Regions from separate parts of the Homo sapiens genome. Here region 2 is linked to region 1. Evidence: read pairs that join two places in POLR2A ChIA-PET (ENCODE). Cell type or tissue: A673. All regions are shown on one strand. Links, peaks and the distances in the headings refer to the core of each region. The heading gives the core; the rest is flanking DNA. Region 1 has its middle 140 kb from the start of EXOC5. Region 2 overlaps OTX2-AS1 (OTX2 antisense RNA 1).

Region 1 (15,984 bases), core at 3,453-11,452:
ATTACATGGGCTGCCTTTGGTGGCTCATGCTTGTAATTCCAGCACTTTGAGAGGTCAAGGTGGGTGAATTGCTTGAGCCTAGGGGTTCAAGACCAGCCTAGACAACACAGCAAGATGCCATCTCTACAAAAAAATTTAAAAATTAGCTGGACCTGGGGGCAGGTGCCCATGTTCCCAGCTTCTCAGGAGGCTGAAGTAGGAGGATCACTCGAGGCCAGGAGTTCAAGCTTGCAGTGATCTATGATAGTGCCACTGCACTCCAGCCTGGGCAACGGAGAAAGACCCTGTCTCAACAAAATATTTTTTAAGTATACATACTATATGATCCTACTTATTACAGTTCAGAAATTGGGACAACTGGACTATATTGTTTAGGATGAAGACATAAAGGATGGAATTCTAGGGAGAAATGAGACAATTAGCATCACAGAACTCAGGATGGCGCTTGCGTGCTTGCTTCTGGGTGGCGCAGAAGGAGGTTACGACTGGGGAAGGGCCCCCACTCACATTCTCTTTCTTGACCTGGATGGTGGTTACATGCTGTTTGTTTAATAACTGTTTTATAAATATTACAAATATATTGTTTATCTTTTCCTGTATGGGTATTATGTTTTACAATTTAAAAAAAGAGAGGTATAGAGAAAAGTATACTTAAAAACAGTGTATTGTGTTATGCAGAACTATCTCATTTTAACATGTCCTTTTAAAAATAAAATAAATGGAGCCAGGCGCAGTGGCTGATGCCTGTAATCCCAGCACTTTGGGAGGCCAAGGCAGGCGAATCAGTTGAGATCAGAAGTTTGAGACCAGCCTGGCCAACATGGTGAAACTCTGTCTCTACTAAAGATACAAAAATAAGCCGGGCATGGTGGTGAGTGCCTGTAATCCCAGCTACTCAGGAGGCTGAGGCAGGAGAATCACTTGGACCCAGGAGGTGGAGGTTGCAACGAGCTGAGATTGTGCCACTGCACTCCAGTCTGGGTAACAGAGTGAGACTCCATCTCAAACAAACAAACAAAAACCAACCAAACGAAAAATAAATAAAATAAATGGGCTTCTACAGATGCAGTGAGTTCTTCTCCGTGCTTTCTCCTGACCCATCCTCCTTCCCCCTCATTTGAAGCAACTACAGCATGAACTTGGTGTGTATTCTTCCTGTCCTTGTTTTTATAATTTTACTATACATGGGTATACATGAATAACATATTTTCTTGTGGATTTTTGGAATTTACATTAATTCTGTGACACATGTATTACTCTGGTAACATGTTTGTGAGACCTACCCATGTTGTACACATCAAAGGGCTCGGCTTCTCTGTGTCTCAGTTTCTTCATCAACAAATATGAAAATAATGGTCTCTACCACACTGAGCTGTTGAGAGGTTGAAATGAGTTAATATTTATGAAGTTTCTCATACATAGTAAGGGATACATGTGCCTAAGTAAATGGTCTAGCTGACTAACTTCACCTGCTGCATAGAGTGCCATCAAATAAATATTTCCTCCTCCATTTCTTCACTGATGAACATTTACGGGTTTCCAATATTTAGAATTATAAACAAGACTGTAATAAATAGCTGTATATTCCTGCCTTTTGAAAACATTTATTTGGCATCTCCTGCAGACCTACAGGGGCCAGCATATTTTTTGGCTCTGACTTTGATAAGAACCAGAACCGGAAGGAGCCCCAGACAAGGACCATTTCAAGCGTCCATCACATGCTGAACGTGAGCAGGGCCTCATGTCTTTGAGAGCTCAAGGGCAGTAGTTAAAGCCTGGGGCTTTTAAGGATGAAGCTCAAGAGGAGATGGGGGAGGAAGGGAATCATCAGCATATACTGGGCACTTAGTGTTAAGTATTTTGTCTACTTTATCTCATTGCTATAGATGGCACATATTGTCTTCATTTTTCAGATAAGAAAATTGAGGCTTGAAAAGCTAAAGAATGGGCCAGGCATGGTGGCTCACACCTCCTAGCACTTAGGGAGGCAGAGGTGGGAGGATGGCTTGAGTCTAGGAGTTTGAGACCTCCCTAATGTAGCAAAACCTTGTTCTCCACAAAAAGGGGCGGGGGGTGGGGGGAAGACACACACGGAAAAAAGTTAAAGAATGTGATTAAGAGCACACAGATTATAAGGGGAGGAGCTGGAATTCAAAATTACTAATGAAAAATTGAAGGATTTAAGGTCAGGAAAAAACGGGTTAGCAGTTTACCTCAGAGGTAATACACAGTTAATTAGCTTCATTTAGCCATCCCACAATATAGACATATTTTGAAACATCACATACACCATAAACATATACAATTTATCTTTGTCAAACAAAATAATAGTAAAAATTTAACCCCTCTGCAAGAAAAAAAGAACACAGATATAAATATCCTGGGTGCATGTCATAAATACAGATGATGAGGATGATGATGACGATGATGGTTAATACAATTTCCACAAGGTGAAAATCTGCATCACCAACAGATTGTGTTTGGCTGCAAACTAAACCTTCAGGAATATTGGCTTAATTAAAAAAATAAAATAAAAAGCAAAACCAAACAACAAAACCAGTTTACCTCAAAAGGGGGAGTAAAAAAGAATAATTGGATCAATCCCAAAGGCCTGCATCTTGTAGCAATCCCAGCCACACTTAGGCTGGGGCCCAGGCAGGGCTTCTCTATCCAGATCACGTTGAGCCTTGATCAGCATCTTTGCCTAACTCTGCACTTTGCAAAGGCCCAAATGGTGCTGGGGTTTTTAAGAGGGTGGGGAGCGAGGGAAGAACTGGGGTGAGAGAACAGAAAGGGATATGCTACAGAGATGATTATTGAAAGTTGACAGCTGCCAAACACACTGTGTCCCTGGCAACACCTGTTGAGTGTGCCGCGGTGGTGGGGAGAGTGAGATGAAGAAAGACAGCTGTCTACATGCCAACAGCAGCAGGATGCTGTGCTGGGCTCGTGCTCTGCCAGCAGAAGAGGAGCCAAACTCGCTGGCCCAGATTCAAATGGCTGGGTGTCCACTGAGTTTGCCAGTGAATAAGCCCAGGGAATACATTTGCATTAACACCGCTCAGCCACCTCCCTTTCTCCTGCCTCCCATCCCTCCCCCGCCGCATGCAACATCGTTCTTCTTCCCAGAATGTCATCTTCAGGCTGCTTTTCAGAACCTGTATTTCAGTGAAACATGAGGTTAGGCAGATGCTGTCCTGAATTGCCTCGAAGGAAGCCAGCATCAGTAGTCGAGAGCAAGACAAAAAGCTCCATCTCAGGTTTTTGGCAGTTGGCTAGAAAAATATGCTAGGTAATTTTAATTTTTTTGTGTATGTGAAAAGAAAGAATAGATGGGGTTTTACATTTTATCTCATGCAAACATTATTCTCACCCAGACCCTTCCTTTATTTGAACACCTTAAAATCTGGGGAATTTTCAGCTAAGCTGGGAGAGTTTTACAATGGCAGTGGAATGTTACTGGGAAAGTTTGGTTCTGCCTGCAAAATTGCTTCCTAAGATGGAGAAGTGTCAGATATGTCTAATTTCTTCTTATCTTTTTTCAGGGCTCAGGGAGACCCTTGAGGAATAAGAAGTCTCATATCTGGATGAGGAAGTTTTTCTCTGCACAGACCACTGTTTGTGATTTGGAAAAGAAATCTCTCTATATATGTATTATAGCATATATCATTTCAGCCACTTTGTGCCAGCATGCATTAGAGGTGGTGAGAGAGATAAAACCTTAAGGAAGAAAGAAGCTTTGTGGATTACTGTTCTGATAGCCTTTCTCCCAGAGGTCTTAATGAGTGACTAGGCCTCAAATGATAGAAATTATCCCATTCTTCTTTGTGACCTTCCAACATTGCCCATGAAAAAACCCCAAAACCAAACAACTACATTTCTTGGAAAAGGCTTTCATTTCTATGTTGTCCTTGTGAAGGAAGATAAGATTAACACTTCCTCCTCATTCCTTTCTTTCTGAATGTAAATCTTTTTGGAGTAGCTTTTAGTTGAAATAATTAAGTAATGTTAGAAATTGTCAGATAAACAACATGCTACGAGTAAAATATTTATTTTAGGAATTTATCTTACGAATATATATGTGTATAAAGACACATGTTGAAGCATATTCATTACAGTATTTTTTTCAAGTTCACTACAGCAAAAGTCTAAAGAATAACCTATGGCCCATCCATAGAGCATATTTTTTTTTTATTGATAGTGCAGCCATACAAATACTACTATGCAACTGGTTAAAAAGAGTGAGTTGGTTCCATATGTATAGACATGGGCTAACCTCCAAGACATATTAAGGGCAAAATGCAAGGTGTAGAATAATGTGTACAGCATGCTATCATATTTGTGTAAATAAAAAGAAAATATACATCTATGCATATGATTCATTCTCGAAGAATGAACAAGAAGCACCTAACAGGCAGTTACCTCTAGGAATGGGAGCCCAGTGATGGGAGGTGGGAGACCAAGATTTTACTGTGTATATTTTTGTACTGTTTGAATTTTTTCTATTACCATGTAATGTGTCACATTTTCAAAATAATTTTAAAAAGTAAACTAATAAAATTTATTCCTACGCTCTAAATTGAATATTATAATTTTTAATTTCTAAGTTCTTTTGTTTTTAAACTAGTTGTGTATGATGTCACACACCATTGGCTATTACTACATATTAGTAACTTGATTCATTGAATTTGCCTGGTTAGTGACTGATTAGAAAATATGAGCCAATGTAGTCAAAATATCCATTATAAGTATAAATTGAGATGTTTTTTTCCTCAGTCACATAAATCGGCTCAGATACATCATTGCTCACTGTCAATGAAATAAGATGGCTTTTAAGGACTTAATTGCCATAATTCTGCAATAGCATTTGGGCACCGTATTAGTCCATTCTCACACTGCTATACATACATACCTGAGACTGGGTAATTTTTAAGAAAAGAGGTTTTAATTAGCTTATGGTTCTGTGGGCTGTACAGGCTTCTGCTTCTGGGGAGGCCTCAGAAAACTTACAATCACGGTGGAAAGCGAAGGGGAAGCAGGCACATATTCACATGGCTGACAGGAGAGAGAGAGTGAAGAGGAAGTGCTACACACTTTCAAACAACCAGATCTTGTGAGAACTCACTCACTATTATGAGAAGAGAAAAGGGGAAATCCACCCCCATGATCAAATCACCTCCCACCAGATTCTTCCCCCAACATTGGGGATTACAATTCAACATGAAATTTGGGTGGAGACATGAAGCCAAACCACACCAGGCCTCCAAGTCCTTATATTGAATTTTGAAAACATTTTGATGCTTTCAGCTTGCCTTATTCTTATATATACATACCCAACTGACTCCATTTCTAATAAATAATGGGAGGAACTGGTGAACATTTTCATGGACTTAGGAACACACTTGTCATATTTATCTACATTCCCAGCAAAATGCTCTCTTTTGTCTCCTTCTCCCTTCCACCTTTCACTCCACGGAAAGCAAGTCAAATAAATACATTGAGAGAGGGGAAGTTTTGCCCATAGAGTTAATAAGATATCAAAATTATAATACTGTTCTTGAATCAAAGTATGTGGAACTTTAAATCAGAGGTGAGCTTGTTCCCTTTGGGAGATTTGGGGTCAGAAAATCTGAGTTTCTGTCAAATTAACCTCCTTCTTCTCCTAGTTTCAGTTTGTAATATAATGGTGTCTGTCCATCTGATGGGAGGATCAAATGAGCTAATGGCTAATGATAGAGCCCTTTGGAACTGTAATGCTCTATTAGTTATTTTTATTAAATATCACAAACATTTTGGGTAAAAAAATAGATTGTTTCAAAGTTCTTCTGCTGAATTCAATTTCTGTACAATGCTTAGAATGAAAGGTTTCAGTATTTTCAAGTTAATCTGTGTGTCTGCCTTTGACAAGGGTCTTCTCCTAAGAGAACTGGTACTGCGGCAACATCCAATCAGAGTGAGCCTCAAAAACGAAACACGATGCTTGATGGAGACAACGCTTAGAAAACTGGACTGAGCTCATTGTGGTAGGTTTACATGTGCACAAGGGTACAATCCTGGAAAGTACAAATAAGTTTGATGAGGTGACAATTTTACGCTTTCATATTCTTAAATTCATTCAAACAATTTTGATTTAGACAAATTAAGTTGTAAGTGGAGTCCCTTGATTGCCTTTCTTCTTTTTCAGAAATAAAGATTAAGATTTGTGACCCACTAAACACCACCCTTTAATTTCATTTGTTTTGCATTTTACTTGATAAACCACCAATTCCTAATTTATATTGCTCTCATTTCATATACAGTATTTTTCTGCCTAACTTTTTTTTTTTTTTCAGACAGGGTCTTGCTCTGTTGCCCAGGCTGGAATGCAGTGGCTTGATCTCGGTGCCCTGCAGCCTCAACCTTCTGGGCTCAAGCGATCCTCCTGCCTCAGCCTCCTGTGTAGCTAGGTCTATACGCACACACCACTACACCTGGCTAATTTTTGTATTTTTAGTAGAGACGAGGTTTCGCCATATTGCCCAGGCTGGTCTTGAGCTCCTGGACTCAAGTGATCTGCCCACCTCGGCCTCCCAAAGTGCTGGAATTACAGGTGTGAGCCACCATTGCCAGCCACATTTGACTTGAAATGCAGTGGTTTTAAGTTAGGATGCTTCTAAGTCATTATACCCCATCTTTCAGAGCAATGGTTTTAAAAACTATTTTCTTGGCCAGGTGCAGTGGCACATGCCTTTAATCCCAGTACTTTGGGACGTTGAGGTGGGTGGATCACCTAAGGTCAGGAGTTCGAGATCAGCTGACCAACATGGTGAAACCCTGTCTCTACTAAATACAACAAATTAGCTGGGTGTGGTGGCTCGTGCCTGTAATTCCAGCTACTTGGGAGGCTGAGGCAGGAGAATCGCTTAAACCCAGGAGGCAGAGGTTGCAGTGAGCCAAGATCGCACCATTGCACTCCAGCCTGGGCAACAAGAGCGAAACTCTGTCTATAATATACACACATATATATATATACACACAAATATATATATCTGTCTAAAATATATACATATGTATATCTGTGTAAAATATATATATATCTTTTCTAAAATATATATTTTTTATATATCTGTCTAAAATACATATAGTGTCTAAAATATATATATTTATATCTGTCTAAAATACATATATCTGTCTAAAATATATATATATTTATATATATATCTGTCTAAAGTATATATATTTATATATCTGTCTAAAATATACATATTTTTATATATGCCTAAAAATATATATATTTATACATATATCTGTCTAAAAAATATATGTATTTATATATCTGTCTAAAATATGTATTTATATATCTGTCTAAAATATATATTTATATATATCTGTCTAAAATATATCTGTCTAAAATATATATATATTTATATATATCTGCCTAAAATATATATTTATATATGTCTAAAAGTACATATTTATATCTGTCTAAAATATATATATATATTTATATATATCTAAAATATTTATAAATATATCTGTCTTTTATATATATATATCCTTAAGTGGTGGAATACTTTGTTCAAAGGAAATAGTACACAAATATCCAATATGTTAAAAGGGCAAAAGTGGAGCTGGAGTGAGGGAGGGATGGCATGTGTATGTGTGTGTGTGTGTATGTGTGTGTGTGCATGTTTTTTTAAAGGGTGTGGAGGTCAGCTTACACCCTTGGGTTGACCCTTCTCCACTGCTCACTTGTGACTGTTTCCATTAACAGCCAGTGAAATCAGATGAGTATTCTCATGATATGAGATCCTTACGCTGAGGCTGCACTGTAATAATGAGTTAGATCCACCTCTCTATCTTGCACAGATATTAAAAAAAAGAGCTGAGTGGAAATTCAGGAGACAGAAATGTATCCTGTGGGATTTCTTTTACAGCTATCTGGTCATTATGAATCATGCCAGGATTACAAAGTTTGGGATTTGAAGACATTTATAATAGAAAATATAACAGAATTTGCAATGACTGGGTTGAGAGACAGGCTCACAGCAAAAAAAAAAAAAAAAGCAGCTGGCTGTTACAGTAGTTAATTTCTGAACTTCTATGTGCAAAGATGAAGTGAAAGCCACTCTATATTGAAAAACACTATGATATGTTCAGTTTCTTCTGCAGTTAAAGGAACTTATTTTATATTGTAAGTTTCCATTTTATTTGTGTGTCATTATATAATGACATTTCCATCTCTGGCCATAAGTCATCCAACTTCTTATTTGATGTAATATAATAGAATTAATAGCTATTTATCCTAAAACGCATATTAAATTAAGATTTTTTATATCCGTGCTCCTCTGCTCAAGTAAATTCAAATGTGTGTAGAATGAAAGGCAATTTACATATGGCATTTTTAGTCTTCAATGTCTAAGAAAAGCATTGGAATATTTATTTCACAAAGAGAAACCAAGAACTATTGAAAGTCTTTTCTGCTTGCTAAAGGAAAAAGCGGAGTTCACTTTGTAACTCCTCTGATGGAGGACCATGTACGTCTCTTGGTATATTTAACACACAAAAAAAATCAAGTGGCAATCTTTATTCAACTTAGACTAGGTGTTAGGAATTATCTTTCATAAGCTTTTCATCTTAGGAAGGTGTCATATAAAGTTGATTCAAAAATCTTCACCTACTAGTTATATCTTCGTTCTAATCATTCTATTCTTTGCATATACTTAAAGCTTTTGTGCTTATATTTCATATTTTATCTTTTTTTCTTTTTCTTAACGTGTTGCCTCAAAAATGTAAGGTATTTTATATGTGCATAGTCTGTCTCTATGACTAGACCATTAATTCCATGAGGGCTGGGACTTCTTCAGTGTCTCCAAAGAATACCAAGTCCAGTCTTCTGCACTAACTAATCTCTGCAGGAAGTATGTGTTTATTGTCACCCGGCACATTCGTACTTCTGAATGTTCGAACACTCCCCGACTTGCTCCATTGGTTTGCACTCAGGGCAAACAAACCGATTCACTAGTTTGAATAAGCAACAGTCAATAGGAAGGTAAATCTGTTGCTACAAAAATAACAAAATGTACATTAAAGGAAATACAAGTGGTTTTTGCATTATCCATTATCTGCTGTTCTAGAATAGAAATCATTACATTCATTATGAAGATGCAATATTTCCCAATAGATTCCAAACATCCATGACTTTAGAAATGTTAAATAGATTACTTGAGCCCAGGACTTCAAGGCTATAGTGAGCCATGATTGTGCCACTGCACTCCAGCCTGGGTGACAGAATGAGACCCTGTCTCGAAGAAAAAAAAAGAAAGTCAATTTTCTTGTCTCACAGGAGAAATTGGTTGGTTTGGTATAGCTTTATGCATTTGTATAAAGTGCTTTAATTCTTTTCATTGTAGTCTGGCAAATCCAGAGGGATTTTTGTCGTTGTTGTTTTGCAGTTGCTGCTTTTGAGATGGAGTGTCCCTCTGTCTCCCAAGCTGGAGTGTAATGGTGTGATCTTGGCTCACTGCAACCTCCGCCTCCTGGATTCAAGTGATTCTCCTGCCTCAGCCCCCCGAGTAGCTGGGACTACAGGCATGCGCCACCATACCTGTCCAATTTTTGTGTTTTTAGTAGAGATGGGGTTTTGCCATGTTGGCCAGGCTGGTCTCAAACTCCTGACCTCAGGTGATTCGCCCACCTTGGCCTCCCAAAGTGCTGAGATTACAGGTGTGAGCCACTGTGCCTGGCCCAGAGGGTTTGAAGGTGGCTAGATGTAGTTTTATAATAGGCATTATTTTTATTGTTATTTTCAATTTATGTTTCACTTTTAGTATTACTACTTTTGGCTATAATATATAAGGAAGTTGTCCTGCCTTCCTTTATTGAAGTTTGTCAGATCTTGTGGCTTCTTCCCAGCCCCTCTTCCAGCAGCAGGTTTCAACAAGGATGTACAATGTACCGGAGTGTCAGACCTGGGTTTGAGTCCTTTGCTACCCAGCTATGTGACCACGTAACCCTGGCCAAGTTCCTTAACTTCTTATTCTTCGATTTCCTCATCTATAAAATGAAGATAATAGAGATCATGAGGATTAAGTAAGATAATGAATGTTAAATACTTAGTACACTTCCAGATGCACAGGAAGTGCTTGATAAATACTTGATAAACGTTAGCTGGGCTGGTTGTGGTGGCTCAGGCCTGTAATCCTAGCATGTTGGGAGGGTAAGGAAGGAGGATCATTTGGTGCCAGGAGTTTGAGACCAGCCTGAGTGAAATAGCAAGACCTCATCTCTACAAAATAAACATAATAATAAATTAGCTGGTCCTGGTGGTGTGTGCCTGTAGTCCCAGCCACTCAGGAGGCTGAGGCAGGAGGAGAACTTTTGCCCAGGAGTTCAAGGCTGCAGTGACCTATGATGGCACTGCTGCACTCCAGCCTGGGCCATAAAGTGCAACCCTGTCTCTAATTTTAAAAATATAATAATAATAGGCTGGGCGCAGTGGCTCACGCCTGTAATCTCAGCACTTTGGGAGGCCAAGGCGGGTGGATCACTTGAGGTCAGGAGTTCAAGACCATCTGGCCAACATGTTGAAACCCCGTCTCTACTAAAAATACACAAATTAGCTGGCCGTGTTGGCGCAAGCCTGTAGTCCCAGCTACTAGGGAGGCTGAGGCAGGAGAATCGCTTGATCCCAGGAGACGGAGGTTGCAGTGAGCTGAGATCGTGTCACTGCACTCCAGCCTGGCAACAGAGTGAGACTCTGTCTCATAATAATAATAATAATAATAATAATAATAATAATAAATGTTAGCTGTTCCAATTAGCAGATGCTCTGATAAGTCGTAGCTTGATTCCCAGAAAGGATGGCTCTGCTCTCCAACTCCAGCTGCTTCTCTGGATACAGATCATGGAAAGTGTGCCTGTGATTCTCTCTACCTTCATTTGGTGGAAGAACCCTCACAAATCTGTCAGTGAATGTAAACCAATGGTAAGGTAGGATCTTTGGAAGTACACTCATCCCTCTGTATGGGGGATTGGTTCTAGGACCCCAGTGGACACTAAAACCTGTGGATGCTCAAGTCTCTGATATAAAATGGTGTAGTGTTTGCGTATAACCTACTGCACATCCTCCCATGTACTTTAAATTACTCTAGATGACTTTTTTCTTTGAAACAGGGTTTTGCTCTGTCACCCAGGCCAGAGTGCAGTGACGTGATCTTGGCTCACTGCAACCTCTGCTTCCCAGGTTCAAGCGATTCTCATGCCTCAGCCTCCCAAGCAGCTGGGATTACAAGTATGCACCACCATGCCTGGCTAATTTTTTGTATTTTTTGGTAGAGACAGGGTTTCACCATATTGGTCAGGCTTCTAGATTACTTATAATACCCAATACAATGTAAGTGCTACGTAAATAGTTGTTATACTGTATTCTTTTTAAATTTGTATTATTTTTTGTTGTATTTTTAAATCATTTTTCCCCAATATTTTTGATCCACTGTTGGTTGAATCTGCAGTTGCGGGACTGGCAGATGCAAGCAGCCAACGGTACTTGCAAGAAATCCAACAGTGGGTTGTGTTTTAGTAGCAACAGCATTTAGCAGGAGGCTCATTGTAATGTGATGTTGGGTTTCAAGCCATGGACTTTCTTAGAAATCAGAGAATTTTGTTCCCCACCCTGCGTCCAAGTGTTCTCATTGTTCACTTCCCACCTATAAGTGAGAACATGTGGTGTTTGGTTTTCTGTCCTTGTGATAGTTTACTCAGAATGATGGTTTCCAGCTTCATCCATGTCCCTACAAAGCACATGAACTCATCCTTTTTTATGGCTGCATAGTATTCCATGGTGTTTTTGTGCCACATTTTCTGTCGTGGGTTGTGGTGAGAGGGGAGGGATAGCATTAGGAGATACACCTAACGTAAATGACGAGTTAACGGGTGCAGCACACCAACATGGCACATGTATACATATGTAACAAACCTGCACGTTGTGCACCTGTACCCTGGAACTTAAAGTATAATAATAAAAAAAAGAAATCAGAGCATTTTACACCAAGGGGCTTTGAAGCCTACTCCCCTTAGGTGATGTCTGAGGTAAATTTTCTTGCTCTGAATCCTACTCTCAAATCATTTTTCTGTAGTAAGATCTCCATGATATTTTCAGCTTTTCCACATCTTCTTGCTCATCTCCCAATCCTGGAGGGACTTCCATTTGGATGGGAGATCTGCCCAGTCCTTCTCCAGGGCATGGAGCAATACCGTGTGAACCGAAGCACTCACAGACACGCCTCAAATCAGTAAGGTTGAAAAACTCTCCAGCACCACATTGCTTGTTGAAAATCCAGATCATTGAGATGATAGTTACATGGTCAGTCTGTCAGCATGAAGGTCTGACTACTGAGAAATGAAAAATGTTAAGTGATTTGGAGCAGTGCAGAGAAAAAAAACTAAAAATGGGTCCCAGAGCTTCTTCATCTTCTTGTCCTTCTCAGTCATTGTTCCTTAGCCTTAATTTCAATGTTAAATTTTAGATATTGTAAATCTTTCATTGCTGTTCACTTCCTTCTCATCTTTTTAAAAACTAAAATAGTATTTAATTTATTTTTGAAAATTAAAAAATACTAAAGTACCAAAAAGAAAAAATTATAAATTCACTGCCTAGAAATACCAATTGTTGACTTAGTGGCATACTTGCTATTAATATTTTTAAATAAGAAAAAAATGCTGAATTTATAAAAATCACCCTAAATTTAATCACCCAAGAATAGTAGTGTCAAGATTACATTGGATAAATATTTTCAGATATCTTTCTGTCTATACACACAACATACAGAGAGAGGAAGAGAGAGAGAGAGTGAAATGCTTTCAGATAACTGGGACTATATCTAGAATTTATTTTTAATAAAATAAAAACAAACTACATGTAATTTTCCCTTTATTTAATGGAAGAAAAAAGAGACTTTAGGAATTATTGAACCTGTTTTTTCACTTTAAGATTTAATATTTTGCAGCTGGGTGCAGTGGCGCATGCCTGTAATCCCAGCACTTTGGGATGCTGAGGCAGATGGATCACTTGAGGTCAGGAGTTCAAGACCAGCCTGGCCAACATGGTGAAACCTCATCTCCACTAAAAATACAAAAATCAGCCTGGCGTGGTGGTGCACACCTGTAGTCTCAGCTACTCTGAAGGCTGAGGCAGGAGAATGGCTTGAACCTGGGAGGGTTGCAGTGAGCTGAGATTGTACCACTATGCTCCAGCATAGGCAACAGAGCAAGACTCTGTCTCCAAAAACAAACAAAAAAAAGGTTTAATATTTTCAGAAATGGTTGTAACAAACTTTGAATTGGAGCTATGTATGTTTTAGTTTCAGATATTATCAATTAAGCTTTTGCTGTGAAATAAGAGGCTATTAGCACTCTTACATGTGCTGTCATCTCCTGTCACCTCCCAATTTTTGTTATTATTGGTACAAAGCCCATGTTTATAATATTGAGATTCTGATCTTTGAAAATGCATCATATTAATTCATTTAATACATGCAAATAAATATTATGCTCACTTCAGTCCTTTTACAACAGCTTCTCCAGTCTAAGTTATACATTTTGATTAATCTCATAATATGACAGATTTAATTGTCAAGTAGTTTTTTTTCTAACAAGGGTATATGAATGCTGCATTTCTGAGGTTTTTTTTGTAGTTTGAGAATATCTACTGGTAGCTTTCATACAAGAACAACATTTGGCTCCTTACAGATGACTTTCTTAGATTGCATTTTCTTTTCTTCAGAACTTTGATCTGTACATACAGATTTGTGAAACCACCGCCATATAGATATAGAACTACATCATCATCAAAGATCCCCTTTGTGCTGGCTCTTCATCATATCCACCTTTCTTTTCCACCTCCATCCCTAACCTCTGACAGCCACTAGTCTATTGTCCATCTCTATAATTTTGTCATTTTGAGAATAAATTTCAAAAATTTATATAAATGGAATCACACAGTATGAAAGCTTTCAGGCTTTTTTTTTTTTTTTCATTCAGTATAATGCCTTTGAGATCCAGTTAGGATATTTTCTTTATTGTGCAATGTAGACATTCACTGGCTTTCCTTCCCTTCTGATAAGAGCATCCTAATTTTCCTCTGGAGGATTCCTCTTCCTCCATTCTCAGTCGGCTAACGAACATACCCACAACCCCATTCTCCTGGGATGGTCACATGACCAAGACCTGTTCTCAATTTCCTCTCCATATGAGAGTGCAGAGGCAGGAGTGGAGTCAGGTGTTATACTCACTACAATATACTGTGTTAAGTCTTCTAGTGGTGACAGTATAAAGAATGAGAGTGAAAATAATAAGATTCTGACAAGGAATTTGGAAAGCCTTCCTGAGAAAGTGCTATTTAGGTTGACTCCTGAAGGCTGAGTAATTTCTTCTAGCAGAGAAGTGGATCGGACAGTAAGTCATTATTACTGCCAGTGAAAGATTAAGAACAGAAACCCACACCCATATGTTAAAAAACATATGGAAAAACACAAAGATTATGTGTGCTGTCGTCTGAAATTACCCTGCAGGTCAGAAAAATCCGTAAAGTAACCATCTAGTGCTACTCAATTTAGAAAGATAATTATTTGGCCAGACACAGTGGCTCATGCCTGTAATCCCAGCACTTTGGGAGGCCAAGGCAGGTGGATCACCTGAGGTCAGGAGTTGGAGACCAGCCTGGCCAACATGGTGAAACCCTGTCTCTACTAATAACACAAAAATTAGCCAGGTGTGGTGGCATACACCTGTAATCCCAGCTACTTGAGTGGCTGAGGAAGGAGAATCGCTTGAACCTGGGAGGTGGAGGTTACAGTGAGCTGAGATTGTGCCATTGCACTCCAACTAGGGTGACAGAGTAAAACTCTGTCTCCAAAAAATAAAAATTTAAAAAAAAATTTTAAAAAGAAAGATAATTATTTAGCTAAGCATACTCACTTTGATTAAAGGCTATTAACAAATGAAATTGTGTTTGAATTTGAAAAGAATGTTCAAATTTTATGAAATATGCATATTGTATTAAGGAGTTTAAATTACTTTTAAAAACTCATTAAAAATTAAAGATTTATGTAAACAAGCTGAAATATAAAGAGAAGGATAATTAGTGAATTTATCAACTCTTCTTTTTGACCTGTTTGGTTTTTAGACATATGTGATCCACCATGTTTCTTTCCCTCTGTTAGCCTTGGCATGTGAATAGAAACTCTGCAGAAAGGGTTTACAATAGTCAGTTGGCAAAATAATAATAAGAATCTCTTAAAACGTTAAGTAACATTCTCCTCACTTGCAGAAGCATATACTTTGAATTGGGCCACTCAATCTTCAACCTCCTTCTTGTATGTTTTCCTGCAACACAGAAACTCAACATCTGAAAACTATACATTTCCTAGACTCTCTGTAAGCTAGAGACTGAAATGTAATTTGGTTCCACCAGTCAGATGTGTTTGCAAAACACATTAATATACAACTGAGTTAAGAAGAAATAAGAGCTCTGCTGCTTTGGTTCTGTCCCTAGGAATTCCATCTAGAATCTGTTTTCTTAGCAATTCTATTCTATAGGCCATTCTGTACAGTGCAATAAGTCCTTTTCTACCTCAATGAACCAGAGTAGATTCTGTTCTCTGTAACTGAACTCTGACCAACATGGCTACCTTTGGACAAAGTTTCTGGATTTTATTTTTTCAATATAATAATATCACTTAAGTATGAATTAATGTGGTAAAAATAGAATTGGGTACTAAGCACTCAAAAATAAAATGTATTACTTTTTTTCTTTGTTCAAAATGGAAATAGTTTTGTAGCTTTTGTTTTTAAAATGAAATAAACTTGGGCTTATAATAAAAATGTCAATAAAAGGAATAAGAAAGAAGGCAAAAGTTTATTTATAAAACATTTACCTGAGATAATCTCCATTCTTTTTCTATGCCTGGACATGTATAATGCACATATTTTAGAAAATAAAAGAAA
Region 2 (15,984 bases), core at 5,392-13,391, 210 kb after region 1:
GCATGTGAAAAAGATCGAGGAGCCAACTGAGAGATACTCCTTCTTGCCAAGGATGGAACAATCTGAGCATCAATAAAGATACGGCTTGAAACCCATCAAATGTTTTTAAATTCTCATTTGTATAGTGGTGTTTAAACTCATGAATTCATAATGCTATTAAAACAAACCAACTGGTCGCTGTTAGAGGATGCTGGTCAACAAACTCATTAGTTGAAAGCTGGTAAATAAAGTGAAATAAACAAGCATTAAACCTGACTTTCCTACACATGCTGTAACACTGGTTGAACCAAAGACTGCATTAGGAGAATGTGTTCTTTTGAAAGTATTCCAGGCTGGGCATGGTGACTTATATCTGTAATCCCAACACTTTGGGAGGCTGAGGTGGGGGGATCGCTTGAGCTCAGAGCTCCAGGCCAGCCTACGCAACATAACAAGGCCCCCGTCTCTACAAAAAATACAAAAATTAGCTGGGCATGATGGCGCACAACTGTAGTCCCAGCTACTTAGGAGGCTGAGGCAGGAGGATTGCTTGAGCCCAGGAGTTCCAGGTTACAGTGAACTATGATTATGCCTCTGCACTCCAGCCTGGGCATGAATGAGACCCTATCTCAAAAAACAAAAACAAAACTATACCATGAAGATACAATTAGAAAAACAAAAACAAAAAATACAGCTAAAGACTCAGCTTCTTCAACAGATAAATTACAAGAAGAAAAGAGAGACAGGAAGATGGCTGGGGAAATCCATAATTAAAAGAGATTTAAGGCCAGCATGGTGTCTCACACCTGTAATCCCAGCACTTTGGGAGGCCGAGGTGGGCAGATCATCTGAGGTCAGGAGTTCAAGACCAGCCTGGCCAACATGGCGAAACCCCCATCTCTAAAAAAATACAAAAATTAGCTGGGCGTGGTGGCAGGCACCTGTAGTCCCAGCTACTTGGGAGGCTGAGGCAGAACAATTGCTGGAACCCAGGAGGTGGAGGTTGCAGTGAGCTGAGATCCCACCACTGTATTCCAGCCTGGTGACGGAGCAAGACTTGCTCTCAAAAAAAAAAGACATCACCTAGTGTGATGGTTAATTTTATGTGTCAATTTGGCTAGACCATGATATCCAGATAGTTGGTCAAACACTAGTCTACATATTGCTGTGAAGGTATTTTTATTCTTTATTTTTTCCCCAAATTTATTGAGGTATAATTGACATATTAAAGTGAAATTAACATTTAAATCAGCAGATTTTGAGTAAAGTAAAAGTATGTTTGGGTGGGCCTCCTCCAATCAGTTGAAGACCTTAAGAGAAAAGACTGAGGTCCTCCAAAGAAGGGGGAATTCTGTTTCCAGATTGCCTTTGCACTTGAGTTGCAACATCAAGTCTTCCCTAGGTTTCCATCCTGCCAGCCTACCTTGCCAGCTCCCATAATTACATGAGTCAATTCTCTCTCTGTACACAAACACACACACATTCCTTATTGATTCTGTTTCTCTGGAGAACCCTGACTAATACACCTGGTCCCTATGTGTGGACCTTACTTGTATCTTCATTCACATAAACAAACTGTTGAAATTTAATACTGACTAAATATGTTTTATATTTAAAAAGTATTGTTAATGTGTAATTGTGATAATGGTATTATTGGATTTGCTTCCAAATAATAAGTGGCTAAAATTAGCCAGGCATGGTGGCGGGTGCCTATAGTCCCAGCTACTTGGAGGCTGAGGCAGGAGGATCGTTTGAGTCCAGGAGTTCGGCTGCAGTGAGCTATGAGCGCCCTACTGCACTCCAGTCTTGGCAACAGAGTGAGACCCTGACTCAAAACTAATAATAATAATAAGTGAAGGTGGGTGTCCCCTCTCCCATGACTGGCCATTAGCTGATCATTGTTGAGGGTGAGTGATTGGTATGTGGAGGTTCATTAGATTATTCTATTTGGATATGTTTGCTATTTTCTGTAATAAAATGTTCTTGAAAGTGTTTTCTGTAGTAATACATTCACCTGGTTCAAAAATAAAAATGATACAAAAAGGTACGCCTTGACAGATGTTACTCCCATCTCTGTGTCTCTCTCCTTTGCCATGGTGACCAATGGTCCTGATGCCAGGGATGCAGGACTTTTAGTGTTAAAACTGGGACAAAAGCCAGGTGTGGTACCTGTAGTCCCAACTACTTGGGAGGCTGAGGTCAGAGGATTGTTGGAGCCTAGGAGTTCAAGGCTGCAATGAGCTATAATTGCTTCACTGCACTCCAGCCTGGAAAATATAGTGAGATCCTGTCTCAAAACAAACAAAACAAAACAAAACAAAACAAACAAACAAACAAACAAACTGGGATGGTCCCAGCCAAAACAGAATGGTTGGTCACCCTACACTTACCTCTTTAAGGAACCATTATTATTAGATTTTTTTTTTTTTGCTATCCTTCCAGGATTTCTTTATAAAAATAAAACAATTATATCTTTATAAAATAAATATTTACTATTATCTTTATAAAAATAAGTATTGTTTTTCACATTTTCTCATAAAAAGGTCATCTTATATACATTGTTCTATACCTTATTTTTTTTTATCTTAACAATATACCCAAAAGATTTTTCCACATCAACACATAGAGAATTTCTTCCTTCTTTTTTTTTTTTTTTTTTTTTTTTTGAGGCTGAGTCTCACTCTGTTGGAGTACAGTGGTGCGATCTCAGCTCACTGCAACCTCCGCCTCCCAGGTTCAAGTGATTCTCCTGCTTCAGCCTCCGGAGTAGCTGGGACTACAGGTGCCCACCACCATGCCTGGCTAATTTTTGTATTTTTAGTAGAGATGGAGTTTCACCATGTTGGCCAGGATGGTCTCGATCTCTTGACCTCGTGATCCACCTGCCTCAGCCTCCCAAAGTGCTGGGATTATAGGCATGAGCCACCACACCCAGCACTTCTTCCTTCTTTTTAACAGTTCCATCATATTCTACTGTGTGGATGTACCAGAGTTTAAGTAGCTGCTGATGAATATATGGTTGTTCCCAGTGTTCTGCCATTATAAATAATGCTGCAATGGATCACCGTAAATATACATTGGTTCCACATGCAGGCATATCTTTAGGACACATTTCCGCAGTTGGGATTCTTGGGTCAAGGGGTAAATGGTAAACAAATTTGTAATTTTGATCAGTTTGCCAAATCCCCTCTATAAAGGCTGCACCATTTTTAATTCCTACCAGTCATGTATAAGAGTATCAGTTTCCCCCGTGGCTTATAAAACAAAGATATCTAATACTTAAAGTTTTCTATTTCTGATTTCTAGCAAACCATTTTAAACTCATTATCAAAGTTTAATATGCACATCCATATAACAAATAAACAGCTTGATGAATTTTGTACAGTTGAATACATCTTGGCCAGGAAATAGACACTACCAGCGCCTCAGAAGCCCTTCCCATCACTACCACTTCTTACAAAGGTATCATCATCCTGATTTGTAACAGCATACATTAGTTTTACGTAGTTTTGTACTTTCTATGAATGGAATCGTACCGCTAGAAAAAGAAAAAAGAAAATCAGTAAATGTGTGAAAGGGTAAACATGGAAGTTGAGGATCAACTGCAAACTGGCTCCCTGAAAACTTTGTATGACTGGGTACTCCTTGAAACATCTTCCATACCTCTGAGGGTTACATGTGTGGCAGACTGAAGACCACCAGCTAAAGTACAGAACATCCACTTAAGATGATCTTCTGAAATTTACTTCTTAAAAAAAATTAAATACTTTTTATTATGAAGTGAAAAGAAATTGTAAATATAAATTGTTATAATTTTTCCATATACATGTGCCATTTATTACGTTCTAGGTGCTATGGACATAAGAAGTTGAGTAAGACACAAACTATGCCCTTGAAGATCTTAAAATTTATTTATAAAGATATATAGTTAAGTAGTTATAGAACAAAATGGTTTGCAATTAGTTACATAAAAGCAACATTATAGTAGTCAAATTTTGTTTAAATAATTTTATGATCAAAGTGATAGTTTTCTCAGATACACATATGTATTTATACATTAATTATCTTTATAAGGGGAGGTTGGCTAATATCACTTAAAAGTCAAAGGTTAGTTCTTTCAAGCATCAGGCATGAAGATCCTAAGGCCATAGATTATCATCTTGAAAAGTTAAAACACTGATAGAAAGAATAAAACTATTGTTTCAGGGTATAGAACACTCAAAGGGAAAAAAATATGGAGAGAAATTCTTGAACATGTTTTAAAACCAGAAAACTTTGAAAAGCAATTTGGCTAAATCTAGTTTAAAGTTTATTTGTGACAAGCAGCAATTCCAACTCTGATACAACTCAAACATAGGCACAGGAGACTTGTACAAGGCTGTTCCACAACAATATTTGTAATAAGAAGCATGGAAATTAGGAAAGCACACATTGTCTACTGGTGGGAGAATGAATAAATAAAATGTGATATGTGGAATATTCATACAGTTGATTACTACACAGCAGTTAAAAATGAATGATATTAACTCACTTAAGAAATATATACATATATTGGCTGGCATAGTGGCTCACATCTATAGTCCCAGCACTTTGGGAGGCCAAGGCAGGAGGAACACTTGAGCAAAGGAGTTTGAGACCAGTCTGGGCAACATGCTGAAACCCTGTCTCTCCAAAAAAAAAATACAAAAAATTATCCAGGCAAGGTGGTGCACTCCTGTAGTCCCAGCCACTTGGGAGGCTGAAATGGGAGGATTGCTTGAGCCTGGAAGGAGGAGGTTGCAGTGAGCAGTGATGGTGCCAATGCACTCCAGCCTGGGAGACAGAGTGAGATCCTGTCAACAAAAAAAAAGGAAGAATAAAGAAAGAAAGAAAGAGAAAGGAAAGGAGAGAGGGAGAGAGGGAGAGAGAAAGAGAGAGAAAGAAAGAAAAGAAAGAAAGAAAGAAAGAAAAAGAGAGAGAGAAAGAAAGGAAGGAAGGAAAGAAGGAAGGAAGGAAGGAAGGAAGGAAGGAAGGAAGAAAGATTGAATGTTTGCTATATGCCAAATGCTATTCTAGGTGCTGGAGATTCAGCAATGAGCAAGACAAAGTCCCTGCCCTCAGGGAACTTACAAATAGCTCTACATATACTAGCATGGATAGAAGACAGAAACATCACAAAATAGACTGTGAATATTAAATATGTAAATTCTTAAATTACCCACTAAACAATCACACACATTATTATGTATATGGGCACATAAATGTATTCTTTAATGACCTCAAAGAATACATGCCGATATTATATAGGGTTGCTTTGAGGGAGGGAATGCAGGCAACAGGACTGAAAAGGTAGGTCAAGGGGAACTTCAACTTTATCTGAAACTTTTTTATTAGAAAAAGGATAAGCCAGTGTATGATAATATTAACAGTCAATTCTGGGTTTTGCAAACAAGCATATTTGTCTTATTAATCTCTGTGCTTTATTTATTACTTTCTCAAAATTAAAGAACCTACAACAAGGGATTTTAGGATTTTTAAGGAACAGAAGGTACAATTTAGCTGGGCACGGTGGCTCACATCTGTAATGCCAGCACTTTGGGAGGCCGAGGCGGGCGGAGGTGGGTGCATCACCTGAAGTCAGGAATTTGAGACCAGCCTGGCCAACATAGCCAAACCCCGTCTCTACTAAAAATACAAAAATTTAGCCGGGAGTGGCGCCTGTAATCCCAGCTACTCAGGAAGCTGAGGCAGGAGAATTGCTTTAACCTGGGAGGTAGAGGTTGCAGTGACCTGAGATCATGCCACTGCACTCCAGCCTGGGTGACAGAGCGAGACTCTGTCTCAAAAAAAAAGAAGTACAATTTACAGACAAAAGTCCTGCAGAAGTTGAGTTCAACCTAGAAATAAAGGGACTGTTTCTTTCCCTAAAACAAAAGAGCAGAGGAAGCAAGAGATGAAGGAAAATAGAAAATAGGATAGGAGTGAAAAGTTGAAGGAGATTGCAGATAACCTTGAACTTCTCAGTAAAGCAGAAAGCAAGATCATCTTCCGAGTACAAGGGGAAGGGGAGATCAAACAGTGAGTTTCAAAAATATGAAAAAAGCTTTTAGATGATCAATGGAGGAAACTAATCAGTGAGTCTCCAAGAGATTAATAAAAGGACTACCAAGCAGCAACAAGAGCCAGGTAAGGTTTGGTAGAATGAATTTGCAATGAACTGAATCAGTGGTTTCACGTTTTTCTCCATCATGACTTGGTAGCCTAGAAAAAAAAGAGAGAGAAAAATTAATTGGTAATGGTGAACATGATTTAGGGATTGATTGGGTAGGCACTTGGTGGAAATATAAGGTGAAGTGTTCTAGAGTGATAGTTAAAGCATCCTTTAAAGTTCTCAACTTTAGAGACCGGATAGAAAAAAAAATGGAGTTGGAAAAAGCTGTGGCTGTCTTGGACTAAGGGTTGGCAAAGACACGACACGTGTGTCAACTATTCTGTCTACAGGCCAGGCCGTAGGTAGAAATCACTAATAGATCTTGGTACCCTTTCTTACCAACTCAGTACTCCATGAACTTAGTTGCAGTAGATTAGAGAGGACACACAATTAAAAACCTACCAGACACACCTGTACCTACAGGGGGCTCCTCCAAGGCAGTAAACATGTCATATTAATCTCTGAATCTCCAAATGTCCCACCTGCCACATACTAAGCTCTCATTTAATAAATGATTGTGGAAAGCAAGAAGGAAATTGTGGGGAGGAAGCGGGGAAGAGAATACAGTCTGTGACGAAAAAGAAAGACTAGGGTCAGAAAGGGTAGGAGCACAAAGCTGATTTTTTTTTTTTTTTTTGAGACGGAGTCTCGCTCTGTCGCCCACTCTGGAGTGCAGTGGCGCGATCTCAGCTCACTGCAAACTCCGCCTCCCGGGTTCACGCCATTCTCCTGCCTCAGCCTCGCGAGTAGCTGGGACTACAGGCGCCCACCACCACGCCCAGCTAATTTTTTTGTATTTTTAGTACAGACGGGGTTTCACCATGTTAGCCAGGATGGTCTCGATCTCCTGACTTCGTGATCCGCCCGCCTCAGCCTCCCAAAGTGCTGGGATTACAGGCGTGAGCCACCGCGCCCGGCTTGATATCTTTGAGATAGAACTATTTTTAAAAGAAGAGTTACAGGTTTGCCCCTTCTAATGAATAAAAAAAAATATTAAACAGATTGTTAAACCATAATTCTAAATTTTCTTCTATAAAATTTTCTCATTCCTTTCTTGGAAAGAGTTTTTTTTAGTAACTTAGCCTATGAAAGGCTAACTTTAACTTCAGGCAGAGTAGTCTAATATAAAAGTTTTAGCATCTAAACATTTAAAAACCAAGCGTTCACTAATGTTTTGTTTACATAATATGGATGTTCTGAGGAATAAATACCTTGTCACACTGTTATGGAACCGTAATATCTTCAATTGACAAAAGTGCGGGATTTTTGTGTTGATGATTTTTCCATTAGAAGCACGAAAAATTTTGGCTAAAGTCTGATATAATATAGAATGCAGGGAAAATATTTCTGGTTTTCTGATCCTTAAAGAGAAAATTTAAGATGCTTAGTTGTTTGAATTTTTCAACCATTGATAACTGTAATGAATTATGAATGCAAATGTTTTTAGTAATGTTGTCTTAACATTTACCTGAAAATACAATTAACTACTTTTCTCTGCATGTCATGACTCAAAAATTAGTTTTACATGGTTGCTCTCTAACTGGTATTTTTAATGGAAATATTGGATATTTTCCTTTGTTCATTGTCTGAACTGCCTCTGACAAACTCGTCATGGGGCAAAACATGCCAAGTCTTCTTATTAGCAACATCAACCGTGGTGAGGCCAGCGAGGCTTTGTTAAACAGATAATAGCTACAGATAGCAGAGTACAAACAAGACTTGAGTATGGAGCTACAGCCTTAGGAAATATGTGTAAAGTACTTAAAATAAAGGTACCTTTCAGCCAGGCACAGTGGCTCATGCCTGTAATCCCAGCACTTTGGGAGGCAGAGGCAGGTGGATCACCTGAGGTCAGGAGTTCGAGACCAGCCTGGCCAACATTGTGAAAGCCCCATCTCTACTAAAAATACAAAATGAGCCAGGCATAGTGGCGTATGCTTGTAATCCCAGCTACTCCGGAGGCTGAGACAAGAGAATCGCTTGAACCCAGGAGGCAGAGGTTGTAGTGAGCCGAGATTGCGCCATTGCACTCCAGCCTGGACAACAAGAGCGAAACTGTGTCTCAAAAATAAATAAATAAATAAAGGTACTTTCCCTTTATGATACATATATAAAGGAATATTATTCAGCCTTAAAAGGGAAGGCAATACTGAAAACATAGATAAACCCTGATGACACTATGCAAGTGAAATAAACCAGGCACAAAAGGCCACATATTGTATGAGTCCTGTTTTACCTGGTACTTCCCTAAGGAGACGGGGAGAATGGGGAGTTATTGTTTAATGGATACAACATTTCAGTTGGGGAAGATGAAAAAGTTCTGAAGATGGATGGTGATGCTGTTTGCACAGCAATGTGACTGTACTAACACCACTGAATTGTATACCTAAAAACAGTTAAAATGGTAAATTTTACGTTCTCTGTATTTTATCTCAATAAAAAAATAAAATATAATAAAGGAACTTCCAACTATATTTTCATAATCAAAGGAAACTGTGACTGATTCTGACTCATGATAATATAAAGTAAGTAGATTTATTTCCCCCATGAAAATGTTGCAACCCTGAAGTAAATACACTTACATTACAATGTTGGCACCAAATTCATTTTATTAAAAAAAAAATTGGATAGGACATGTAACAAAGAAATGGCATTTGATTGTGAGATAAAAAGAAAAAATTATAAAGTGTATCCCGCATCGTCAAAAATATATCACCTCGTGGCCTTCAAAGCTTTACTGGAATTAGATTAGAATTAGATTACAGCTATATTACTTTGGTGTGAGACGCTGTGTGTAGTTTCTTTTCTTAACAGCAACTTAAAATGCTCATTTTGGTTACTAGGAAAAACCAAAATTAGAAACACTGAAGAGGGGAGCTTTAAAATGTGAAGATTGCTAAAATATGCTAGTATAACCAACACATGTAGGGCAAGGTAGAAAAGTAAATTATATTGATGTACTTGTGTTACCAAACTGCTTTCTTGGCCTAAAATTATTCAGCATGTAAAAAGATTCCCAGTAATGTCAGTGACTATGTAGGAAATTGATAACTACTCAACCTCCTACCCCACTCTCCACCTCCACAAAAAATAAAATAAAATCTGAGCCACTGGGCTGCACAGCACTGTCAGCTGCTTTGTTACCCTGAGAAGTGCAGAGGGTCGGTGGAAATTACCCTGTAATGAGCAATCCATCTGGCTGCACCTAAAAATGGAATAGAAATGCCACCCTTGACTTTTCCGTGGTAGTAAATTAAAGCCTAACGTATAGTTCTAATTGCTAACATTTTCTCTCTAATTATGGTTCAGTTTGGCTAGGATTTCCGACAATCCCCTTGTTCCCCTAAAGCAAACACCAGAGAATGTTCTAACCCCACTGGTGGCATTTATTAATAACCCCCTTGACAGATGAAAAAAAAATTATTCTATATAAGACAGGAAAAGATTTTCCAAGTAAAAGCTAATTGATTTTTTTAAAAACCTATTCAGACGCTATACAGGAATTAATTTTATAGAGAGGAAAAGAATACAATAGTGTCAAATCAAAACAGACTCATGCATAGTATCATGCTGCCTGGGCACTGTTTGGGGTGCCAGCTAGAAAAAAACCTGATAAATGTATAAAAAAAAATCTATGCATACTTATTTACTGGGATGAAGAAACAAGAAAAAGAGAGCTCTCTTGTGAAGGATTCTTACTTTGTGCCTCCATGAGAGAGATAGGATATGATAAGTTAGTTTCCATGATTGGCAAATGCAAACACATATGAAAAAAAATTGTTGGGAATGCTTCCACAGTCTTCTGTTTAATCTCTTTCATTCTTACTTTTTAAAAGGCATTATTCTTTTAAACAAATGTACAAATACATGCTAAATACAAATCAGTATTTATCTATAGGTCTAGTTCTCATCAAACAGTATACAGCTTCCTGAATGACAATTAATAAGTTGGAAATACTAAACAAAAGATTTCTGATATACTAAGAAGAGGCGTGAGAGAAAAAAAAATACACTGTAAAAAAAAAGGTTTTGGAAAACTACACTCCAAAATACCTAGTATAATATTGAAATACAACTTTATAAAGCAAAGCAGTGGTGGACTCAAGGTGGAGGGAGCGGACACACTGGGTGACAGTCAGAACCTTCCATACAAGTAATGAGGCACTGTCTTCAGAGAGTGGAAAATCAATATTACAACAACTTTAAAAACAATCTGCTTTTGCCAAGTATGGTGGCTCACACCTGTAATCCCAGCACTTTGGGAGGCCGAGGCTGGCGGATCACATGAGGCCAGGAGTTCAAGGGCAGCCTGGCCAACATGGCGAAACCCCATCTCTACTAAAAATACAAAAATTAGTTGGGTGTGGTGGCTCATGCTTGTAGTCCCAGCTACTTGGGGTGCTGAGGCACGAGAATCACTTAACCCAGGAGGCAGAGGTTGGAGTGAGCCCAGATTGCACCACTGCACTCCAGCCTGGGCAACACAGTGAGACTCTGTCTCAAAAAAAAAAAAAAAAAAAAGGATCTGCTTTTTTGTATCATCCCCAGGTGCTCATCATTCTAAACAATGTAAGGAATAAAATAATACTCTCCACAAAAATAGTTTGTCTAAGTTCTAAACAATATTTGTGGTTACTGTTAAGTTTTAGTAATATAGTTGTACACTTCAATTACATTATTAAGTTTTAATAATGTAGTTGGCAAATTCCCCCCAGGTGTGAGCCTGTGAAATCAAAAGTTTGCACATTTTTATTTCTTAGGCTTTCTAAACGCTGCATTCTACATGAAAGTTCAGAAAACTGTCAGGCACATTGTCCCCAATAAATATGGACTCAGCTACACATGTTCATTTTGAGAGTCAGTTTATAAGAATTGAGAGCCATTGAGTTTGCTTTGGGAACAGTTTGTCTTTCATCTCAGTAATACTATATATTCTTGCATATAAACAATAGATTTTAAATGAACAGTAGGAGCGCAATGATTGTGGTATTTGTCCGTTTTTTGTTAGCTATAACAATACTATAGACTGGGTAATTTATAAAGAAAAGGAATTTATTTATTACAGTTTTATAGGCTGGGAAGTCCAATAACGAAGTGCTGGCATCTGGTGAGGGCCCTTTTTGCTGTATCATAATATAGCGGAAGGCATCACATGGCAAGAGGTAAGAGCTTGCCAGCTCAGCTCTCTCTTTCTCTTCTTATAAAGCCGCCAGTCCCATCATGGGGGCCCTACGCTGACGATCTTATCTGACCCTAATTACCTTCCAAAGGCCCTACCTCCAAATACCACCAACATGTGAATTTGAGGATTAAGTTTCCAACACATGAATTTTGAGAAACACATTCAAACCACAGCATTCAGCCCTTGGCCCCTGAAATTTATGCCTTTCTTGCATGCAGAATACATTTATTCCATTCCAATATCCCCAAAATCTTTAATCATTCCAGCACCACTTCAAAAGTCCAAAGTCCAGAGTCTGATTTTAATCAGATCTGGGTGAGACTCAAGGCACAATTTATCCCATGCAAATTTCCTCCAGCTATAAGCCTGTGGAATCAAAACAAGTTATCTACTTCCAAAATATAATGGTGGGACAGGCATAGGATAGACATTCCCATTCCAAAAGAGAGAAAGAGGAAAGAAAATAAGCAGTAACTGGTCTCAAGTAATTCTGAAACTCAAAAGGGAAAACAACTTTAAACCTTAAAGCTTTGACTCCATATGCCACCTCCTAGAAACACTGCAGGTTTAGACTTTCAAATCTTCGGCAGCACCATCCCTATGGCTTTGCTGGACTCCGCTCAAGCAGCTCTTTTCACATGTTGAAGTCTCATGGAATCCTCCCAGCCTGGCATTGCACACTGGTAGTTGTAGTCTGGGGTTTTAGGGGTGATCCTGCCCCAGCAGCTCCACTAGGCATTGCTGTAGTGGGGGCATTCTGTGGTGTCTCCGCTCCTGTGGCAAGTCTCTGCCTGTTTCCCCAGGCTATTTATGACATCCTTTAAAATCCAAGTGGAGGAAGCCATGCCTCCACAGCTCTTGCATTCTGTGCACCTACAGAATTAGCACCAGGTGGATACCATCAAGATTTACGACTATACCTTCAGGAGTGGCTGGTGCAGTCACACTTGGAACCATTTGAGCCACAGCTGAGGTGGCTGAGAAACACTGCATGGGAATGCAGGTAGCAGAGACTGGAGGTGACGCTGGGCAATGACTTGTCCCCTGAAACCATTTTGTCCTCCCACAGCTCTAGGACTGTGATGGGAGGGGCAGCCTGAAAGATCTCTGAGATACTTTCAGGTTCTTCTCCCATTATCCTAATGAATAGCCTCTGGTTCCATTCTACCCATACTCATCTTCTCAAGCAGTCACTTGGTCACTCTGTAGTATTTCTCTGCTGAAAATACTCTCATTCTCTACTACTTGGCTAGGCTGCAGATTTTCCAAATCTTTCCACTCTGCTTTCCTTTTAATTGTAAGTTCTGTCTTTAAATAATCTCTTTTCTCAGTGGGGCATGGTGGCTCACTCCTGTAATCTCAGCACTTTGGGAGGCCAAGGCAGGTAGATTACTTGAGGTCAGGAGTTTGAGACCAGGCTGATCAACATGGCAAAACCCCGTCTCTACTAAAAATACAAATATTAGCCAGACGTGGTGGTGCACGCCTGTAATCCCAGCTACTCAGGAGGCTGACAGAATTGCTTGAACCCGGGAGGCAGAGGTTGCAGTGAGCCAAGATAGCACCACTGCACTCCAGCCTGGGCAACAGAGCGAGACTCCATCTCAAAAAAAAAAAAAATATATATATATATATATATATGTGTGTGTGTGTGTGTGTGTGTGTGTGTGTGTATGTGTGTATATATATATGTGTGTGTATATATATGTATATATATGTGTGTATATATATGTGTATATATATATGTGTGTATATATATATGTATGTATTCTCTCCTATTTTACTATAAGCAGTTAAAAGTAGCTATGCAGCAACTGGAATGCTTTGCTGTTTAGATAGTTTTTCTGCTAAATATTCTAATTTGTCACTCTTAAATTCTGCCTTCCATAAAGCATAGACATACTTCAGCCAAGTTCTTTGCTACTTTATAATAGTCTTTGCTTCAGTTTCCAATACCTTGTTCTTTAGTTCCATCTGAGACCTTTACTATCTATCAACATTCTGGCCATGACCACTCAAGTAATCTCTAAGAAGTGCCAGACTTTCCCTAGTCTTCTATTCTTCCAAGCCATCAGCAGAATCACCCTTAATGCTCCGTTCATGGCAATACAGGCTTATTTTTAGGCTGCTCCTCCAGATTCTTCCAGCCTCTGGTCATTACCCAATTCCAAAGCTGCTTCCACAATTCAGATATTTGTTATAGTAACAACCCCACTTCTGGTACCAATATTCTGTCTTAGTTCATTTTCTGTTGCTATAACAGCATACCACAGACTGGGTGACTTATAAAAATAAATAAATTTATTTCTTAGAGTTCTGGAGACTGGGAAGTCCAAAGTCAAGTTGCTGGCATCTGTGAGGTCCTGTTTGCTGCATGTACAGAGGATATCATATGTCAAGAGGGCAACAGCAGGCCAGCTCAGCTCTCTTTCTCTTCTTATAAAGTCACCGTACTATCAGGGGGTCCCAACCTCCATAACTTTATCTAACCCTAACTAACTCTCAAAGATCCCACCTTCAAATACCATCAACATGTTACTTTGGGGATTAATTTCTCAACACATGAAATTTGGGGAAAACATTCAAACCATAACAATTATAAAGACAAAGAAATAGAGTTCAAGGTACTTCAGTCCTGTCATCCTGAGTGTTGGAATTTTTATTTATAGTTAATTTTTTTCTACTGCAGAAATATTTAAGAGCCATTAGAATTGATTCTGAAGGAACAAAGACATGGGATTTATTGTAAAATGGGATTTTTATGAATTTCTGCCAAAATTGTTTAAAACTTTTCCTATGGTTATATTTTGCTTCATATAAAAGAAACATTTCAAAACTAAAGTTAATTAAAAATATTCTTAAGATTTTAATTTTTTTTTTAATTTTTTTGAGACAGGGACTTTCTGTGTTGCCCAGGCTGGTCTTAAACTTCTAGGCTCAAGTGATCCTCCTGACTCAGCCTCCCAAAGTGCTAGGATTACAGGCGTGAGCCACTGTACCCGGCCAAAAGTGTTCTTTAATCAACAAAGGGAAAGGATAAGTCTGACTATATTATCTATTGAATATAAATGTGTAAAGATCAATTTTGACAAAGTCACTGACAAATTTGCAGAAATTATAGCTCAAGGTGAAAAGCAGAAATTATAATATTATTTATTACTGCAACAGACTGATATGTAGACACAATATTTTTCCCTTTTCTCAAAAAAATGCATTAATATACTCAGACTATTAATTCATTATTTCCATTTTTTGTACTATAATCTCTATTTATTTAGAATTCTTTATTTTTCCTTTACCTGAACAATTATAAATTTAAACTTCAGTAAAATAAAATTTTCATAGTTTACATTTCTTTTTTAGACATTATTATTATTGGTTTCATTTTATAAATTTTACAGAAGATAATTTTGTTGTATAAGACGAGGGAAGTGTGAAAAAATGATCTGCTCAAGGTTTCAAATACCCCAGGTGTCTACTGGAGCAAAGAAAATAAATTATATTATCTTACATGATTGGAGGATATGGATATTATTCAAATAATCTAGCTAATGGTTTTCTAATAGATTGCCAATTCTTATAAAATAATAATTAAAAACAAATATCAAGTAAAACTAGGTTTGTGTACAACTAAATCTTTGATAATTAAAAAGGTCACTCAATAACTCAAAATCATTGTGACTGATCAATTATAACATCAATTATCATTGTAGTATACATATGTAGAAACACTAATTAGTGAAATCCCAGATAACAAAATGTTACGTAACAGAACATTAAGAAGTTAAAACAAGTGCTTATGGTGAATACTATTTAATTCACACTTCTATTTCTTAAATAATATAAAAGTCATCTGAAGTTTACTGTGTTCAATCTCAAGTAAAATTTTCATAGCCCTAAAATATAATTTCAAGCAGTACTTTTCTGGTAAAAAAAAGAATTATCACATATTTCATTGTTCTCATTGAGATTTATTTGTTTTGATGAACTAAATAATAGTTGTAAGACTTAGTTTCTCCAAATTAGCTGATTAAATTAGTTCTTCGTTACTCAACTCTTTGTTGATTCCTGGCACCGGGAAGACTTCTAATATACGCACAGGTAAGCCTATGAGGAAAAATAATTGCAACATGAAATTACAGGCTGTATGATGAAAAGAAACCAGTGCTCCATCATTCAGATCTCTTTGAATTTACTTTTCAGTTGTTGCTGAAAACCAATTGCTGCTGGTCAAGGCTGGGTTGTGGACCTTGGTTAGGTTTTCACAAGAAGGGCTTCTATTTTCCACCCCAATAGCCTCAGGCACAAATAGGCACCTACAGGTTCATTTGGGCATCAATGGAGTGGCATACAGCTCAATATTCATGCTGAAGCTCCCTTAGCTACACAAATCTGACATCCTGTCAACACATTGACCCAAATTTGTATATGCAAAGGTTTGCCTTAGCAACCTTGGCAGCTAGGAGATCTCAGAAAGGAAGCCTACCCTTTGGGGGAGGTGATGCTTCCTTAAAAATCCAGTTTTTGTCAAATTTCTCACTTAAAGGGATACTCATTGCCTTTCATCTAGAAGTAAAATTGTGAATGAATTACAACTCATGAATTCCCATAAATTGTACCATGTGGTTTTCAC

Evidence for each region. Peaks named below come from ENCODE experiments on the same cell type or tissue, not always from the same donor. Only the 100,000 strongest peaks of a DNase experiment are listed, where the experiment ranks them.
Region 2: POLR2A ChIA-PET joins it to region 1 with 5 read pairs; 2 of 35 experiments call an interaction of 5 or more read pairs at or near these places.

Annotation. Positions count from the first base shown.
Region 1 is chr14:57,123,840-57,139,823 of GRCh38, reverse strand. No RefSeq gene overlaps it. Among named protein-coding and RNA genes, the nearest start is that of EXOC5, 140 kb to the left of the region's middle. In A673, for the core only: no CTCF peak of the experiment used is centred there; no DNase peak of the experiment used is centred there.
Region 2 is chr14:56,919,115-56,935,098 of GRCh38, reverse strand. OTX2-AS1 (OTX2 antisense RNA 1) reads right to left here. Exons shown (of 4, transcript NR_029385.2): 4 at 3,791-6,219. Among named protein-coding and RNA genes, the nearest start is that of OTX2-AS1, 110 kb to the right of the region's middle. In A673, for the core only: no CTCF peak of the experiment used is centred there; no DNase peak of the experiment used is centred there; H3K27ac peaks cover 914 bases.